2 separate regions of the Homo sapiens genome follow, and region 1 is linked to region 2. A link is a contact called in ENCODE Hi-C or POLR2A ChIA-PET data. All regions are on one chromosome and are shown on one strand. Each heading gives the region's core, a stretch centred on a gene start or an enhancer-like site at or near the end of the contact. The rest is flanking DNA. Distances are from core to core; before and after follow the strand shown. Region 1 holds the start of TIMM13 (translocase of inner mitochondrial membrane 13). Region 2 holds the start of ATP8B3 (ATPase phospholipid transporting 8B3).

Region 1 (3,729 bases), core at 1-2,500, 620 kb after region 2:
GAAGCAGGGTCAAAGCAAGCCCTGACAAGGGGAAGGCTGTCCCCCTTAGCCTTTGGGGCAGGGGTGGCAGCAGCAACACATTCCTCGTGACTCAGCAGCCCGGTGGCACTAAGGGGAAAGATGGACTTCTCCCAACCCAGGGGAGGCTGAGACCCTCCGAGCTGGGGTTCCAGGGACACGCGTCACCTCTTCCCAGAGACCCCTCAGGAGGGAAATAAAGAGGTTTCTCTCCGTCCTCCACCAATTTATTTGCCCATCCGCAGGAGGTGACAGCTCCTGTGGTGTCTGACCACCCCCAACTCCGAAGTCCAGACAAGCTGTCCGCCCAGAATATGAGGCTGACTTGGGCACACTAGGGGAATACCCCAAAGGCCTGAAGGAGGTGCCACTGGGCTGCCAGCACTTCAGGAAGGCACAGGGCCCCACACCCCCGAGATCCAAGCTGCACTGGCTGGCAGGGGGCAGGGCGGGGGGTGGCGAGGACACAGTCCCGTGTGTCCCAGCACCGGTGCCACCCTCCTAAGCCCCGGGCAGGCAGTACGTACATGCGGACCCCGCCTCTCAAAGCACGTTTATGGAAATGAACAGGGTGGGGTGGCCCGCGCTCGCCGGTCACATGTTGGCTCGTTCCCGCTGCAGCCGCGAGTTGTAGGCGCGAGACACGGTGTTCCAGGCGTCCATGTAGCGGTCCATGCACATGGCGATGCACTTCTGCGGGAGCGGAGGGGCGCACGGCTCAGCTCGGGACTTCGCGGCCCCGGGGACCGCCCTGACCCCGGCTCCAGGACGCCCGGGCTGCAGACTACGCACGTGCAGTGACCACTCCGTCGCACCTCCCCGTTAGTCTGCGCACGCGCAGACACCTCCCCCCTCGAATCTAGGCCCTCGCGACCCTTGCCCCGAACCTCCGCGGGTCTCACCTGCTCGGAGTTGTCCAGGGAGCCCCCAGGTTTCCCTATACACTTCCGGAAACACTTGTCCGTCATCCTCTGTGGAGACACGCGAGGCTTTAGCCGCGACGTCGGCCCCCAGGGGTGGCCCTGTCGCCCCCAGCGCCCGTCCCCGGCCAGCCCCGCACCTGCAGCAGCTCCTGCGCGTTGGCCACGGCGATCTGCACTTTCACCTGCTCCATTATGAGCCCTGGGTCCAGCTTCCCGCTGCCGGAGCCCCCGAAATCGGAGCCGAAGCCGCCCTCCATGGCTCCGCAAAGTCAACCGGACCGAGGCCGCGTGCGCCGACTCGTAACTAACTGCGCCGGAAGCGGGCCGCCCGGGGCACCACGGGAAACGGAGTCCGCGCGGACGGGGACGGAGGACTACAACTCCCACACGACCGCGCGCGCCCGGGCCATTCAAGGTCGCGCGGGGGGCCCTCCGCTCATGCGGAGGCCTGGACCTGCCGTTACCTACACGAGCTACCCGTGGTTGCGACTCCGCGGGAAGAGGGAGGCCCTGACTTGGCCGGGGAGTAGGGGGGCTACTACGTGCGGCCGAGGCCGATCACTTTGTACTCACGCTCTGCCTCCAGCTCGTCCCGAAGGGCCTGCCGCGCATGCGCACGAGGCACCCGGCGCGTCTATACAGCGTGTTGCCGCCGGGGCGGAGCCCGGTCGCATCACGTGACGAAGAGTCAGCTTGTGCAACAGCGTCGGAGGCTCACTAGAAAAAAAAGGGCAGGGTCCCATGCATCGCCTGGGTCCTGTTTACACTAGCTACACTAGCCAGTGACCTTTTTCCTTGGGGGTGGAGGGATCTTTCTTAGACATCCGCTTCATTAGGGCAGAGGCCCCGGCTCGAGCTTCCCCTCAGGAATAAACTCAGAGGCAGAACCTAAAATCAAAATGTTTATTGGAGTGTTGTACAAAAAAGTTTCCAGTCATAAAATGTATATTACAAATCATTGGAAAAAAAAAAGAACACATTAGGCATGCATCTTCTTAAAAACCGAATCTCTGAAATGAAAGTCCATGCCAGCCCCAGCTGCAGCCCAGCTCCGTTTTTGCAGGTTGTGCTGTGACGCTCGCTGGACGCAGGGCTTGGAAGAGGCTGCAGGCGGCGACGCCCCAGGACTGAGGAGTCCCTCAGATCTTTAACAAAGAACTGCCGCGTGCAGGCTTCAGACCAACCCCAGCCAAAGCCGCTGGCATGAGGACAGGTGCATGATCGGATTCTGGGTCAGCCCGCAGGCCTCCCGGCTCCTGGGCTCAGCGGGGCAGGCTTCAGCGTTAACCTGGCGCTGTGCACCCCAGAACCCGCGTTGGTCCAGCAGGCGTGGGCCTCCCCCCAGGGCTGGGTGGCGTCTGATGCTTCGCAGGGAGGGCGCTAGGCTTCGAGTCACACGGCACGGGCTTACACAGAGGGATGGTTTCGCATCGTTCTAAGCGGCACACAGCTAAGCGTATTTGGGGACAAATGCAAATTGTTTCCCAGGCCATAAATAACTTTTAAAAATTTGATTTTCTTAGTGTTTCCAAAGACTCAATTCTCAATGAACCTCCAATTACCCACAGGCTGCCCAGTCCACGCTTCTCCCCACCCCCTTCAGCTAAGGGCACCCGCAGTCCTAGGACCACCCCCAGCTCCACCCAAGGCAAATGTAGGGTGGGGGGTTCTGTGGGCCTGGGGCGTGCTGTTTTCAGGACAGGACTGGGCAGCGTCTGGACATGAGGACCTGCGGGTTTTGGGGGGGACTTTGTCCCTGAGCCCAGCCTGCAAGGCTGTCGGCAAATCACAGACCAACTCCAGGATACAGCTTTGCTCCTCCAGAGCCAAAATACATAGGATGTGGCTGAGACCACTGCAGACTCCCCATAGGACAAGATCACCAAGACCCACCCCCAGAACCCTCGCTAGCACGAAGCCCAGCCAGTCGGGTCCGGGTGATTCCTGCTATGAAGGTGGGAAAGAGGACACAGTCTGTCGCCAGCATTCCCACTTCCAGCGGCTGGCAGAGGGTATCCCCGGGGCAGGCAAAGCTCCCTACCAGCCGCCTGACTGGGAGCACAGCGGCGTAGCCTCCAGGAGGAAATGCTTTGGTAAGATGCGCCCCCCTCTATCTACATGGGACCGGGACTTCTGAGAGCAAGGACAGCGAGCAGGGGCTACGTGGAGCAGCGGGTGTTTCTGCTTTGTCGGCCGCTGGCTCCTTCCCGGCCTGGGGCTGGGGCCCCCCATTCCTTCCTGCCACAGGCAGGTCCCCAGGGAGGCGGGATGCAGTCACAGGGGAGCGGTGCCGCCCCCGCCCTGCAGTGAACGCCATGGCCCGGAGACGGCGCGTGCCCATGGCTCAGTTTTGGTGTCTTTAAGACTTGAGCTGCACTTTCTGAAGGAGGCTCTGCCGTCGGAGGGTGCCCCAGCCCCACGCCACCCCGGGGAGGAGGGTCAGCCTGTCCTCAAGGCCCTGGCGTGAGCTCCTGACCTGTGTACTGACCAATGTAAAAAAATAAATATCCATTAAAAAAATAACTTCTGTGTATCTATGAGGGAGGGTGTAAACGGTGAGCTATTGCCGAAGGGGGGTGCCAGGCATTGGGAAGCTGGACTGAGGGGCTTGGGTGCGTCGTGATAGGAGTCAGGTGGCCTTGGCCTGTCTGAGAAACATGGTTTCAGCGAGAAAATCACAGATAAAAGCACAGTATGGATAGACGCATGTGTATATATAGGCACAGGGCAGACGGAGCTGGAACACGGGAGGGGCTCCACAGCGCTCTCCTCCAGAGGGTCAACATGG
Region 2 (4,111 bases), core at 563-3,062:
TCCATGTTGCCCAGGCTCTCGAACCCCTGACCTCAAGTGATCCACCCGCCTCAGCCTCCCAAAGTGCCGGGATTACAGGGGAGAGCCACCACGCCTGGCCAGCCCTGAACTTCATAATCCCTCCCACCTGCACCGCCCCCTCTGCCCAGGATCAGCACCTGAGTTCCTGTCCTCATCTTGGAGATCTTCTCTCTGGCCGAGGCTGCCCATGCTGGTGGGGCTGTGGGAGAGAAGGGCCCCGGGTCACAGCAGTGACCCCAGCCCTTGCTGGGCACCACTCGGTCTTCAAGGAGCTCACAGCCTAGGGGCCGACCCTCTCAAATGCTACCTCCCACACTCATCTGCAGCCTCCCCGCCAGGCTCTGAATGTCCAGCCATAGGCTGTGTGTCTTGCCTTGGACATCCTGAGACCTAGGGGACCCCAAGATGATCCTCAAACCTGCAACAGCCCATCTGCCAGTGTCCCCCGCCAGCCACCCTGGTCGCCTCCCGCCAGTACAGCCTAGAAGGACTCTACCGCCAGCCATGCCAGCCTCTGGCCATGCCAGCCTCCGGCCACTGCTCCCCACACCTCGCTTTTCCTGAAAGGACCACTCTCACCTCCTCCTGGTTTCACTGACGGCCTCCTGCCCCTCTCCCCATGTGGCACCAGCTTAGGGGCTCAGTCATCTGTTCACTGACTGAATGGGACCCCCGGGCTATATGTTATATCTCAAAACACAGCATGAGGGTCAGGCATGGCCACTCCCCTCCTCACCCCCCCAGGCTGGGCAGCAAACTCTGATGGGGGCGATGGAGGCAGACGGACATCGTCAGAAGATCCTGGAATCTTCTCCACTAGCAGGTTCAGGAATGTGGGTCTGGCTCTAGCCCTGCACCGGGGGCCCTGGTTTGGCCCCCTATGAGGATGGGCAAACCACCCCTAGACGCCAGCAACTGGCCCCCCACCTGCCAGCTCTCTAGCAGTGCCCTCCCCGCCAAGCCCCTGCCCCTGTGTTCCGGCCACCCGATGCACCCGTCCTCACCCTTCTGGTCTCCATTCATACTTCCTAGCCCGGCCAGGCTGGGCCTTGTGCCTCCTCTCAGGTGCCCCTCTGCCTGGGGAGTCTCCCATCCCAGCTCTGATCACCGTCTCACCTCCGCGGATGCCAGCAGGACCTGAGCCTTCCTGAGTCACGTCTGAGTCACCCGTGTCCCCAGGTCCTGGTGGGGCAGGGCTTGGCTCAGGGCCAGCTCTGGTGCTCCTGGGAGTCTGAGCGGGGCCAGTGCCCATTCACCGCATGAGGAAAAGGGAGGTTCAGGGCGAAGAGGGGTTTAGGCTGTGGGACGGGGGAGAGGTGGGGGAGACCCCCGTGGGGGCAGACTGGGGATTGGAGAGTTGGAGAGAATGCTCAAATGGCCAGAATCCACTCGAAGTGTATCTGGGGGCAGAAAGAGACACGGACACAGCGCTGGCTTCCTGCCCCCTCACTAACTGGGATGCCCCATTACTCGGAAGCCCCCCACCCCGTCTTCCCGCAGCCGCAGGGGCACAGGACCGCCCTGGACAGGGCTCCAGAGTCCAGGGCTGTCTGCACCCGCCCCGGGGCCCCGACCGCGCGAACCTCTAGGGGCGCGCTCTCCACCCCCGCCGCCACGACCCCAGCTCTCAGCCTGGGTGGAGCCCAGAGAGGGTGCGCGGGCTCCCGGGGACGCACAGCAGTGGGAGCACCCGCCGCTCACCGGCGCAGGAGAGGCAGGGGGGGGCAGGCCGCGGGCGTCCAGGGCGGCGGACGTGGTGGAACCGTTAGCCCGGTGCCAACGGTCCTGAAACGGGGGGCGGGATCTCGGGGCGGGGCCTCGGGGCCCGGCCAAGGCGAAGGTGGAGCCAGTTCGGACCCCGGAAGGGGGCCGGGGGCGGGGCCTGGAGGGGGTGGGTGGGGCCAAGGCGAAGAAGGGGCGGGGCCTCGAGGGTGGGGCCGAGCGGAGCACGGCCGAGCAGGATGGGGGCCAGGCCTCAGGGACGCGGTCACGGCCGAAGGGCGGGGCCTCGCAGAGCCTCGCAGAACAGGCCGGGATAGAAGACGCTCGGGAGCAGTGCCTGGGTCTGGGGAGGGGCCGGGACTTTGGGGAAGGGACTAGAAGGAAGGCGAGGACGAGCGGGGTCTCGCTGAGCAAAGTCAGAGTAGGGGCGGGGCCAGGACTCAGGGGCTTGGCCAGAGCGGGAAGCGGGGTTGAGCATGGCCTTGCGGAGCAGTGTTATGGTAGGGGCGGGGCTGGGATCCGGAGCCGTTACAAAGGAGGAAGGCGGGGCCGCGCAGAGCAGGGTCAGGGTAGGAGGGCGCTCAGGGTGGGTCCAGGACAGAAGGCAGGGCCTTGGGAGGGCCTTAGGGAGCAGTGCCAGTGCAGGGGCGGAGCCTGAAAGGGAAGAGGGTGTCAGGGCAGGGCCGGGCCGGGCTTGGTCAGGGAGCAGAAAGAACCTGCACCGCAGGGCGGGGTTGGAAGGGTTCTTGGAAAGGTGGGCCTGGGTCAGGTCGGAATGGGCCTTGCAGACCTGACGGGGCTGAGGCTGGTGCGGCCAGCGTGGCAGAGTGCAGGAGGAAGGACCACAGGTAACGGCGGTTATGTAAGTCATGTCTGATCCGTGTCCTGGGTTCGTTCATTCATCCCATACACGTTCAACGAGCGCCTCCTAGGCGCAGATGCAGGGCTGAGCACCAGGCTGGGGAGAGGCGGTTATAGCCATTGAGACCACCCTAAGGCCAAGAGGAAGCCCGCAGGGTTCTTTCCAGCAGGTGGCAGGGGCTCAGGGATCCTTACTGAAGAAGTGGCAGGGGTGAGTTCAGCGACGAGGCTAGGGCGGGTCCAGGCCAGCGATAGGGCCTGGAGCCAGGGTCAGAAAGTGTGTGCGGAGGGGCTGCTGAAGATGAAATGCCCCCAAGAGTGAGGCTACCTGGGGTGAGGGCCCAAAGGGAGAGGCAAACATGGGTGGAGGGGGATAGGGAAGCCACCTCCCCCATCAAAGCGGCAACCACCTGAGGGCTCTCGGTGATCACAAACCCTCTTTCTTTGGAAGCCCAAATTGGAAGCCTGCTTGGCCCTGGAGGCTGCCAGGGAACCTCTCTTTTTTTGGAGACAGAGTCTCACTGTGTCACCCGGGCTGGAGTGCAGTGGTGCGATCAGAGCTCACTGCAGCCTCCACCTCCTGGGCTCAAGCGATCCTCCTGCCTCAGCCTCCAGAGTAGCTGGGACCACAAGCAGGCAGGCAGGCCACTGTGTTTGACTTCTCTCCTTTCATTCCTTCAACACTTCCCCTGTGCTTGCTTGCTTGCTCAGTGGTTACGAAAAAAAGCCGGGGCTGGGAGTTTGAACACACTGTTCTAATAAACTTTAGAAGAGACCTGGTTGGGTGCAGCTGTGAGGACCAGATTCCCCCACCCCAGCCTTCGCAGGGGGCACTATCTGGGGGCAGGAGCTTGCCCAGGGCACTTGTGCAAAGGCCCTGAAGCCTCCAGTGGCAACAGGTGGCTTCACAAGCTGAAGGGAGTCCCTGGGGGCTGAAGCCAGGGCTGGCCAGCCTTGGGACCCCCCGTGGGCTATGTCCTGAGGCACCAGGTGCGTTCTGGGAAGGGGGAGGCAGACATCACATGGGAATGCACAGAAACAGAGCGCATACACGCCTGCGCCATTTATTTAGAACACAGAGCCGGGCACAGTGGCTCATGCCTGTAATCCCAACGCTTTGGGAGGCCGAGGCAGGTGGATCACTTGAGGTCAGGAGTTCGAGACCAGCTTGGCCAACGTGGTGAAACCCCATCTCTACTAAAAATACGAAATTAGCCAGGTGTGATGGCACAGCCATAATCCCAGCTACTCGGCAGACAGAGGTTGCAGCCAGCTGAGACTGGGTGACAAAGCGAGACTGTGTCTCAAAAATAAAGAAGAAAAAGAAAACAACTCCTTTACAGAAGAGGTGGGAGAGTCACTAGTCACAAGAACAGCCCTCGAGGGTGGAAGGGCCTGGCCTAACCACGGTCCCCCAGGAGGGCCCTGGAGAGATGCAGAGCCCAGAACCGGGAAGGGAGCCTTGGGATGGAGTCCTCTGGGGAGGGCCCCCACGTCCTCATCCCGG

Evidence for each region. Hi-C counts contacts between places; a loop is a spot of excess contacts on that map. ChIA-PET counts read pairs that join two places held with the same protein, here RNA polymerase II (POLR2A). Pooled maps may share reads with other maps.
Region 1: a loop to region 2 is called in a map of B cell, with 11 times the contacts of the local background. The contact joins the promoter of TIMM13 here to the promoter of ATP8B3 in region 2. A Hi-C loop is called at or near these places in 1 of 168 maps with a recorded cell type or tissue (B cell) and 5 of 50 pooled maps. POLR2A ChIA-PET finds 5 or more read pairs at or near these places in 2 of 52 experiments (A673 and B cell).

The regions. Positions count from the first base shown.
Region 1 is chr19:2,426,336-2,430,064 of GRCh38, forward strand. It overlaps TIMM13 (translocase of inner mitochondrial membrane 13), which reads right to left and starts at 1,251. Exons shown (of 3, transcript NM_012458.4): 1 at 1,079-1,251; 2 at 921-989; 3 at 1-711. The coding sequence starts at 1,198. The coding sequence ends at 613. LMNB2 (lamin B2) reads right to left here. Exons shown (of 12, transcript NM_032737.4): 12 at 1,831-3,729. RefSeq lists enhancers at 1-741, 742-1,487, 1,572-1,721 and a silencer at 932-1,021.
Region 2 is chr19:1,810,464-1,814,574 of GRCh38, forward strand. It overlaps ATP8B3 (ATPase phospholipid transporting 8B3), which reads right to left and starts at 1,813. Exons shown (of 29, transcript NM_138813.4): 1 at 1,723-1,813; 2 at 1,026-1,421; 3 at 159-220. The coding sequence starts at 1,273. RefSeq lists enhancers at 1,321-2,066, 2,447-2,606 and a silencer at 1,527-1,896.